2 separate regions of the Homo sapiens genome follow, and region 2 is linked to region 1. Evidence: chromatin loops called from intact Hi-C (ENCODE). Cell type or tissue: CD4-positive, alpha-beta T cell. All regions are shown on one strand. Each heading gives the region's core, and the rest is flanking DNA. Links, peaks and the distances in the headings are about the cores only. Region 1 has its middle 47 kb from the start of EEIG2. Region 2 has its middle 17 kb from the start of HENMT1.

Region 1 (5,386 bases), core at 57-5,056:
GGAAGTTCTGGCCAGGGCAATCAGGCAAGAGAAAGAAATAAAGTGTATTTAAATAGGAAGATAGGAAGTCAAATTGTCTCTGCTTACAGATGACATGATTGCATATTTAGAAAACCCCAATGTCTCAGCCCAAAATCTTTTAAAGCTGATAAGCAAGTTCAGCAAAGTCTCAGGATAGAAAATCAATGTGCAAAAATCACAAGCATGCCTATACACCAATAATAGAGAGCCAAATCACGAGTGAACTCCCATTCACAATTGCTACCAAGAGAATAAAATACCTTGGAATCCAACTTACAAGGGATGTGAAGGACCTCTTTAAGGAGAACTACAAACCACTGCTCAAGAAAATAAGAGAGGACATAAACAAATGGAAAAACATTCCATGCTCATGGATAGGAAGAATCAATATAGTGAAAATGGCCATACTTCCCAAGGTAATATATAGATTCAATGCTGTTCCTATCAAGCTAGATTCAATGCTGTTCCCATCAAGCTATCATTGACTTTCTTCACAGAATTAGAAAAAACTACTTCGAATTTCACATGGAACCAAAAAGGAGCCCATATAGCCAAGAGAAACCTAAGTCAGAAAAACAAAGCTGGAAGCATCATAGTATCTGACTTCAAACTATGCCACATTCTACTGGGTACCAAAACAGATGTATAGACCAATGGAACAGAACAGAGGCCTCAGAAATAACACCATACATTTGCAACCATTTGATCTTTGACAAAACTGACAAAAACAAGCAATGGACAAAGGATTCCCTATTTAATAAATGGTGTTGGGAAAACTGGCTAGCCATATGAAGAAAACTGAAACTGGACCCCTTCCTTACACCTTATACAAAAATTAACTCGAGATGGATTAAGACTTAAACATAAGGCCTAAAACCATGAAAACTCTAGAAGAAAACCTAGGCAATACCATTCAGTATATAGGCACTGGCAAAGACTTCATGACTAAAACACCAAAGGCAATTGCAACAAAAGCCAAAATTGACAAATGGGATTAGTTAAACTAAAGAGCTTCTGCACAGCAAAAGAAATTATCATCAAAGTGAACAGGCAACCTACAGAATGGGAGAAAATTTTTGCAATCTACCCATCTGACAAAGGGCTAATATCCAGAATCTACAAAGAACTTTAACATATTTGCAAGAAAAAGACAAACTATCCCATCAAAAAGTGGGTGAAGAATACGAACAGACACTTCTCAAAAGAAGACATTCATGTGGCCAACAAATATATGAAAAAAATGTCATCATCCCTGGTCATTAGAGAAATGCAAATCAAAACCACAATGAGATACCATCTCATGCCAGTTAGAATGGTGATCATTAAAAAGTGAGGAAACAACAGATGGTGGAGAGGATGTGAAGAATAGAAACGCTTTTACACTGTTGGTGGGAGTATCAACTAGTTCAACCATTGTGGAAGACAGTGTGGCGATTCCTCTAGGATCTAGAACCAGAAATACCATTAGACTCAGCAATCCCATTACTGGGTATATACCCAAAGGATTTTAAATCATTCTATTATAAAGACACATGTACATGTATGTTTATTGCAACACTATTTACAATAGCAAAGACTTGGAACCAACCCAAATGCCCATCAATGACAGACTGGATAAAGAAAATGTGGCACATATACACCATGGAATACTATGCAGCCATAAAAAAGTTCTTTGCAGGGACATGGATGAAGCTGGAAACTATCATTCTCAGCAAACTAACATAGGAACAGAAAACCAAACACCACATGTTCTCACTCATAAGTGGGAGTTGAACAATGAGAACACACGAACACAGGGAGGGGAACATTACACACTGGGGCCTTTTGGCGGGTAGGGGCAAGGGGAGGAATAGCATTAGGAGAACTACCTAATGCATGCAGGGCTTAAAACTTAGATGATGGGTTGATAAGTGCAGCAAACCACCATGGCACATGTATACCTATGTAACAAACCTGCACGTTCTGCACATGTATCCCAGAGCTTAAAGTATATATAAAAAAAGTCACAGACACCCACAGAGAATGCCATGTATGGTGGAGGCAGAGACTAGAGTGGTGCAGCCAGAAGCCAAGGAATGCCAAGGATTGCTGGCAATCAGGAATGAAGCAGGGAACAGATTCTCCCTTAGAACCTCTGGAAGGAACCAACCTTGCCAACACTTTGATTTTGGTCTTCTGGCCTCCTGAACTGTGAGAAACTAAATTTTTATTGTTTTAAGCCACCCAGTTTCTAGTAATTTGTTAAGTCAGTCCTAGGAAACTAAAACAGCACTCTAGCCTAACTCAAAGTTTCAAAAATCTCTTCCTCTGAACATACATAAATTGAGCACCTAGTGTGTGCTCCACAAATAACTGCTCATTTATGCCCTTGAAAAGGGAGAGTTAATTGTCCATAATAACATAAATAAGAAGCACTTTCACAATAATTGTAAACAAAATATATTCGGATGAAGAAAAGCCACTTTCTCTTTTTGTAGGAAATGCATTATAATAACATAAATAAGAGGCACTTTCACAATAATTTTAAACAAAATATATTCTGATGAGGAAACACCACTTTGCTGTAGTTGCATTTTAAAGAGTTTTATCATGTGAATATTATATATGACATATTACTGTCAAAAGAACTGACGTAAATCAGGGTTATTAAATTTCATGCTTCAAAAAGATGCTACCCACAGATATAAAGATTTTATCATTCTTTTGTCTTTTGCTGTTGCCATGCACCTACCACATTGGCTTTCATTAACTTGACCCTTAACATGAAAGATACCAATAAGACAACCTTTATTTGTAACACTTATGAGAAAAAACTGGTGCAATGTATTTCCTCGGTCGATGAGCTTTCCTGATATTGTAACACGGAGGAAAAAAATGTAATAAAGAATAATAAATAAAACAGGAATAAGTGAAAATTGCTAATTTTTTCCCCTTGCTTTTCCCAAATTATGACTGCACTTTATTTATAATTTCCTTATGTACTTTTATATTCATAGCTAAATATGTCATTGAGTTTGTGGAAAAATATTAATTGAATGAATTGTTTATAGAAAAATACAACGTGGTCTAAAGGCATTCTCAAGCTGTCATTTTGGTGTTCTATCACCCTCTACTGCTCAGTGAGCCAAATTACATTTAGCCTTTTTCCCCACCAAAACTGGTATCTTTTCCAAGGCTAAAAAAATATTTTTTATCCATTTGCTAAATTTATAAAATCTGTTCATAAATAAAAAATCACACTGAAGATAAACAGAGAGAAAGTTATCTGTTTATGTCTCTGTTGGCTCCTCAATGGAAGTTAGAGACTATTTCATGTTCATATCCCTAGCAGACAACATACTGTGTAGCACTGTTTATATACTCCATAAATACTGGCTAAATGAAATGTTGAGGCAATTTGCACAATTATTGCTGTTTTCATTTATCATTTTTACAAAGTCTTTTATTTCATAAATATCATTACTATGTGGATTTATAAGTTAGTAAAACAGATATTTCTAATCTCTTGATTTCATATAAACGCGAAAGTTATTTTGACTTCAATATAATTAACAGTTTCAAACCCTATATTGATAGTCATTTTTACTATGGTTTAACATGGGCATTTTTGTGGTGATCCGTTATTCTGAATAGTTGTACATTATTCATTGGAGCTTTTTGTTGGTTATATTTACAATCAGCTGGGGGTGGTGGAGAAAACCTGAAATACCAGTGGCTTAAGGTCCGATCCTAGTTTATTTCTGTCACACATAAACCTATGTAATCCAGGATGACATGACGTTTCCATAGCAATCAGGATCCTGGCTCCCTCTGTTGTTCAGCTCCATAATGCCTAAATTCTGTACACTAAGAAGAATAGATTGGCGCAGAGCCTCTGGACTGTAGACTAGAATAACTGCATGTCATAGCAGAGTGGAGGCTGGTATACTCTGACAAAGGGTTCTGAAATAGTGGTCCACTAAAGCTACATAAGGTCAGTGTGCTCAGTTGTGAGCTACTTGATGCACTGCAAGTTTCACAAATTGATATCCTAAAAAATCATGATTGTAAATTGGTACTCATAGTGCCCAGTTTCTCTGGTAACATCATCTCCCTGTCTCCATAAAAATGATGCTGTACCTTTTTCAAATCTCTTCAAACTTCTGTCCTCACATCCTGTCTTTCTGATCCTCTCTCCCTCACATCCTTACATCCTCACTTTTACCACAGTGCTTCATTCTTCACTGAAGACATGGAAGCCATTTTATGGGCCTCCTTCATCTTTCCGCTATCATATCCGCAAATTCTTAACCGAATTTGTACCCGTTTTTCAGCTGCATTGGAAGAAGTGTGCCTATAGCTCCAGTCAGCCACAGAGGTGAAGTTGCAGGGATTTACTCAAGGTGATGGTTTTGCCAAATGAATAAGGGAAATAAAAGAGGCATCAGGAGTAAAGGGATATGTAAGGTATTGGTTAAGTTGATGGATCATGGAATCTAAGTGGGACTAAGGAAAGAAATGAGAGCCCAATGAGGTGAGGACTGTGATAATATAGAAACATGAATAAGTTATAAGTCCTATGGGGTCCCTTTTCATATTCTTTGCTTATTCATTACATTATTTGTCTTTTTCTTAGTGATTGATAGGATTTCTTATGTACTCTGAATACTATCTTTTGTTAGTTGTAAGGTTTGTATTTTTGTTCTGTGGCTTTTATTTTTCATCTTTTTAATGATGTGTTTTGATGCACAGGTGTTTTCAATGTTACCAAATTTGTATTTTATGATTTATGATTTTTTCCCCAAAGACCAGATTACAAGCTTCAAGATTTATTTTTTTAAATAATAACATCTCTTATTTGTATAGAATTATGAATTATAAACTATTGTTTTGCTTAATCCTTTTAATTACCATGTGAGACAGACAGGCTAGAGGATATTAGCTCCCATCTTACAGACAAAGGGTGGAAACACTGTACCCATATTTAGTATAAGAGAGAGCTGGGATGTAAGCCCTGGGCTTCCATACTCACAACTGCTTTTTTCCCATGACTTTGTGGTACCTCATTTTAAAGTAATCTGATTTCACAATGTTTCATTACAGTGTAAGAGTAACATCTATATCATATCTTCCTGGCAGGTTACCTCTGGAGCTAACCAACCTAATTAATTACCTCATAGGCTGAAACATTTTAAGGCACTGTTATACCTCTCACTCAATTTCTCAGCCATGTATGAGGGCCCCATGAACCAAAATTGCAGCAAAACTGACCTCAAAGGAGCAGGGAATACAAGGTCAAGTATGTTTTCAAGTGTAACCTAGGCCTGGCACATCCTCGCCAATTGCTCAGATGGCAAGTGGAGGCAACCAAGTGAAGGGAGTAGTG
Region 2 (5,386 bases), core at 130-5,129, 130 kb before region 1:
TCCCAGCAGGCCCCTCCTTCAATATCAGGGATTACAGTTTGACATGAGATTTGAATGGGGACACAGATCCAAACCGTATCAGCTGCGAAATACAGTTTTTATTCTGGGAGGTCATGTGTCCACTTGGTCTGCCAAGGAACAAGGGGAGAAGGAACACTGGCAAATAACCATCTGTGCCACAGCTAGGACATCCTGAGCGGTCTGGAATGGGGGCTATGGAGATGCAGAGTTGGTGCCTGGGAGAGGGCTGGGGGGAGTAATTCTCAAGCTGAGTTTCCAAGGGTTAATAATTAAGCAGATGGGAAGGGGATTTGGTGAGGGGGGAGAGAATTGAGGGATTCTGATGAGAACCGTCTTTTAATCACATTACATTGGTAAACCAGCTGTTTTTTCCTTGAATTTCTAATACTGCTATCAGACTTCCCCCATGAATGCTCAAAGGTGCACATGAACAAGAGATTTGTAGCCCCACCCTATTCCTGCTCTCAAAGGCCCTCTGTCCGTCCTCACCTTTCTAGGCCTCTGCAGTTTTCACTCTAGAGTTCCCTTCTCATCATTGCTCTTCTGTGGTAGAGCCAAGGTTTCTAGCCAAGACCAGCCGTTTCTCTGATCTTTCTTGAAAGTTAATCAGTTAACTTTGTTCGAGCCTAATCACTGGAGCCCCCATGTGGAAACATTTTAAGTGCTCATGACTGCCATGGGGGCTGGAGCTGCTCTTCCCCATGGCCTTCCCGCTCTCTCTGCGGCTTCTGTACCTACGTTCTTCTTGAGAAGTTTGTCTTTCCCCCAACCTGGATACAGGCCTTTCTTTGCACACTGAAAGGCTCATTAATACTTGAGGTCAGGGGTTGCCAGACGTGCTTTTGGGGCTAGACAGTAAATCTTTGCAGGTGATCCAGTCTCTATCACAACTATTCAACTCTGCTTGAGTCAAAGCCACCACAGACAATGTGAAAACAAGTGCGCTGAGCAGGAGACAGAGTTTAATCTGCAGTCTTCTTTGAGAGAAGGTTCTCACTGCCACTGCCCACCTCCCAGACTAGATACGAAATCTGCACTACCAGGTATTGAAACCTCCCTGGCCCTTGAGATCTGAATATAATTTGCCTCCAACTCCTATTTCCATAGTCTGGGTAACTCCAAAACTCTGAGACTTCTATGATTTCCTAAAAGCTTACGTTATCACAGCACTGCCTGCCTTCAAGTTCAGTTCCATACAACTGAGATGTGAATCTCAGCCCCTTCTATGCTGCTCCGAGGCTCCTCAAACACATCCCACCTTACCCTCCTTCTCATCTGGCAGCAGCTCCCAGCTCACCTTCCCCAGCTGCCCTCGCTTGCCCCACCCCCTCCCCTCCTTTCCTGTGACTGCCAACCTGCTGCCCCACGGCACGCCCAGCAGTTCAGCTCCCTTCAAGTGTTCTCAGCCCTCAGTTCTGCCAGCGGTTATCAAGGGAGAACTCCAAATAAAGGCAATTTCTTCAACTAGAGTTTGGGTGCCAAGAACATTAAATCTTTATCTCGTTATGCCTGGTCCTGTGGAGACTGTGTGTCGAGCAGTTGACAGGAAGTCAGGGACTGAGCAGTGTCAGCAGTGGCAATGTGGTCTTTTGAAGACTGAGAACTGTGGGTTTCTGCCTTCATGAAGGATGCTAGGTGCTAACTACAGCAAACATGGCTTATCATTATATTTGTGAACCTCGAACATTTGAGACAGGTCTCAGCTAATTTAGAAAGTTTATTTTGCCAAGGTTGAGGACACGCTCCCATGACACAGTCTCAGGAGGTCCTGACAACATGTACTCAGGGTGGTCGGGGCACATCTTGGTTTTATACATTTTAGGGAGACATGAGACATTAATCAATATATGTAAGAAGTACATTGGTTCCATCCAGAAAGGCGGGGACAACTCAAAGCAAGGAGGGAGCTTCCAGGGCACTGGTAGAGGAGAGACAAATGGTTGCATTTTTTTGAGTTTCTGATAAGCTTTTCCAAAGGAGGCAGTCAGATATGCATCTACCTCAGTGAGCAGAGGGATGACTTTGAATAGAATGGGAGCTAGGTTTGCCCTGAGTAGTTTCCAGTTTGAATTTTCCTTTCGCTTAGTGATTTTAGGGGTCCAAGATATTTTCCTTTCACATATATGATGCACATCCTTGGTGATATCTAGAAAAAGGGGACAGCTGGGAATATTGCTGAGGTCTAGCAAACAAGCTGCTAGGAGCTGGAAGTTGGAAATGTGTATAGTAAATGTTAAATACAAGCTTTTGAAGCCAGCAGTATGTGTTAATACCTTTTATCTTGAAAGTTAACAATTCATGTCCTCTATTTCTCTGTTGGGTTCTTAATGTTCCTGCTGAATTGTGTGTACTCTGCCTGCACACTTTTGCCTCCACTGCTGCAACAATCTCATTTCTTTCTACATGCTCAACTTCATCCTGCATGCTAGACTCAAGCTAGAATTAGTCAGATTAAACTGTGATCTGATTGTATTGTCTTACCCAACAACATGACTCCCTGCTCCCACACATCACCCTTGACCCATCAGAGCCTTTGCTTTCACTGAACAGGCTCTGTGTGTTCTCACTGCTGTTTCCCACCTGGCCCTGTACATATGTTCTTTACCATGCTGCCCAAGCAGTGCTTTTGGGTAGAAATCTTCATGGAACTGTACTTAGAGAATTTTTCATTAATCCTACACCAAAGGAAACAATTTTACTTTAAGCAAAATGTGCAATGCTTCAAAGTCTGTTGAAATTATTTCAAATTTTAAAAATTACAAGATAAAAAATGTGTTTTTCCTTTGGTCTAAATTTCATGAAATATATGTGAAATAGGAGCAGATAGGATCACTTGAGACAGGTAGATTTGAACTGAATCAACAGACGTTCAAGGCCAGAAGGTGGCACACTTTTCCTATTTTAAGTAGCTGCACATACTCGCTTTAAGGGTTCCCCAATATAAGATTCAAAAAACAAGATGCCAAAAAAGCTTAGCATGCCAACTTTCTGCAGAGGTTTGAGGTTTTCTGCAATGCATACACTAAGGAAAAACAGTGTTGAAATGGTTTGAAGATCTGCGGTGAAGTCAATTTCTTAAGAAATGGTTGAGGTAATACCTCAACCTAGCTGGGTTATAAATGCATGGGAATGAGGTCTAAACATTCATTTGGGAAATTTTCTGACATTTCCTATTAAATAGGTTCACATGGAATAGAGATCACTGACCCAGGGACTGTCTAAATTTATGCCTGTTTAGGTTTCTTTTTTTTTTTTTTTTTAGACAGAGTCTTACTCTGTCGCCCAGGCTGGAGTGCAATGGCACGATCTCAGCTCACTGCAACTTCCACCTCACGGGTTCAAGTGATTCTCCTGCCTCAGCCTCCCAAGTAGCTGGAATTACAGGCACCCGCCACCACGCCCAGCTAATTTTTTGTATTTTTAGTAGAGACGGGGTTTCACCATGTTGGTCAGACTGGCCACAAACTCCTGACCTCAGATGATCCACCCACCTCGGCCTCCCAAAGTTCTGGGATTACAGGCGTGAGCCACTGCGCCCAGCCTAGGTTTCTTAATTTTCTGTTAAACTTTGTATAATGTGGACTGGATTAATTCCACCAGTGATTTCCTACCTATCATACAAATGGAAGGAAAGATTTCATTATGTGCTGCTACCAGATAAGTGATGCATAGGTACAGGAAGCGAAGTGAAAACAGGTGAAAGAGAAAGGGAAGGACAGACAGAGAAAGAGGAAGAAAGCCACCAGGTGTTGAAGAAAGGTGGGCCAAGTCGAAACAAGAAGGCTGGGTCTGAGAACTCCATGTTGGAGATGTGGGCAGCATCTGAGGGGGCAGATCAGAGTCCTGCCAGGTTCTGCTGTGATCTGGTACAAAGTTATTCTGGGTGATCCTCTGTACTGGGGAGGAGTGTGGAGGTTTTCCCCTAGAGTGTCCATACCCTACTCTGTCCTGACAAGAGCAGGGTGCTTTCTCTTTAGTCATATAACCTTTTTAAATCTGCACTGTCCAGGGAGGCCCTGACAATCTGCAGAGAAGATGCTGGGTTCAAACTGACATTAAACCATAGTTCTTTATTAATATTAAATTGCTATTATAATTTGAATATCAGCAGAGGGACACTGTTGGCATTGTTTTTGTTCTCTGAGGACATTCTGGTCTATGGGAATAGAACAGTCTGTACGAGGATATAGGTGACATAAATACCATTTGTTAAGTGATGATCTTAAACTGTAATAGTGAAAAAATGTTTGTGGGTACATAGTAGGTGTATATAGGGGGTATATGAGATATTTTGATATAGGCATGTAATGTGTAATAATCACATCAGGGTAAATGTGTTTTAACATTTATCATTAATAATGTGAAGTAACAGTATCTGTTACTTCAAGCATTTATCCTTTGTGTTACAAACAATCCAATTATACTTTTTTTTTTTTTTTGAGATGGAGTCTTGCTCTGTCGCCCAGGCTGGAGTACAATGGTGCGAGCTCGGCTCACTGCAACCTCGTCTCCTGGGTTCAAGCGATTCTCCTGCCTCAGCCTCCTGAGTAGCTGGGATTACAGGCGTGCACCACCACACCCGACTAATTTTTGTATTTTTAGTAGAGATGGGGTTTCACCATGTTGGTCAGGCTGGTCTCAAACTCCTGACCTCTAGTGACGCGCCTGCCTTGGCCTCCCAAAGTGCTGGGATTACAGGCTTCAGCCACTGCGCCTGGCCCAATTATACTCTTAAAATGTACAATTAAATTATTTTTGATTATAGTTACCCTTTTTTGCTAGCAAATACTACATCTTATTCATTCATTTTTTTTGCCCACCTCCCACACCCTACCCCCTAACTACCCTTCCCAGCCTCTGGTAACTATCCTTCTACTCTCTTATCTCCATGAGTTCAATTATTTTAATTTCTAGTTCCCACAAATAAGTAAGAACATCTGAAGTTTGTCTTGCTGTGCCTGGCCTATTTTACTTAACATAATGGCCTCCAGTTCCATCCATGTTGTTGCAAATGACAGGATCTCATTCTTTTTTATTGCTGAATAGTACTCTACTGCATTTATGTACCACATTTTCTCTGTGAATTCATCTAAGTGTTGATGGACACTTAGGTTGCTTCCAAACCTTGGGTATTGTGAATAGTGCTGCAATAAATGTAAAAGTGCAGGTATCTCTTCAATATACTTATGAGAGGTGACAGCATGCTGGCAGTCCTCAGAGCCCTCGCTTGCTCTTGGCACCTCCCCTGCCTGGGCTCTCACTTTGGTGGCATTTGAGGAGCCCTTCAGCCCCCCCACTGCACTGTGGGAGCCCCTTTTTGGGCTGGCCCAGGCTGGAGCCCACTCCCTCAGCTTGCAGGGAGGTG

Evidence for each region. Hi-C counts contacts between places; a loop is a spot of excess contacts. Peaks named below come from ENCODE experiments on the same cell type or tissue, not always from the same donor. Only the 100,000 strongest peaks of a DNase experiment are listed, where the experiment ranks them.
Region 2: it touches region 1 in a loop (9-fold over the local background); 103 of 110 quality-filtered maps call a loop at or near these places.

What each region holds. Positions count from the first base shown.
Region 1 is chr1:108,510,418-108,515,803 of GRCh38, reverse strand. No RefSeq gene overlaps it. Among named protein-coding and RNA genes, the nearest start is that of EEIG2, 47 kb to the left of the region's middle. In CD4-positive, alpha-beta T cell, for the core only: CTCF peaks have their summits at 2,927 and 3,129 (motif pointing left); a DNase peak (open chromatin) is centred at 3,123.
Region 2 is chr1:108,641,249-108,646,634 of GRCh38, reverse strand. No RefSeq gene overlaps it. Among named protein-coding and RNA genes, the nearest start is that of HENMT1, 17 kb to the left of the region's middle. RefSeq lists a silencer at 3,897-4,097. In CD4-positive, alpha-beta T cell, for the core only: CTCF peaks have their summits at 2,697 and 2,897 (motif pointing right); DNase peaks (open chromatin) are centred at 714, 1,574 and 2,914; H3K4me3 peaks cover 1,024 bases; H3K27ac peaks cover 2,803 bases.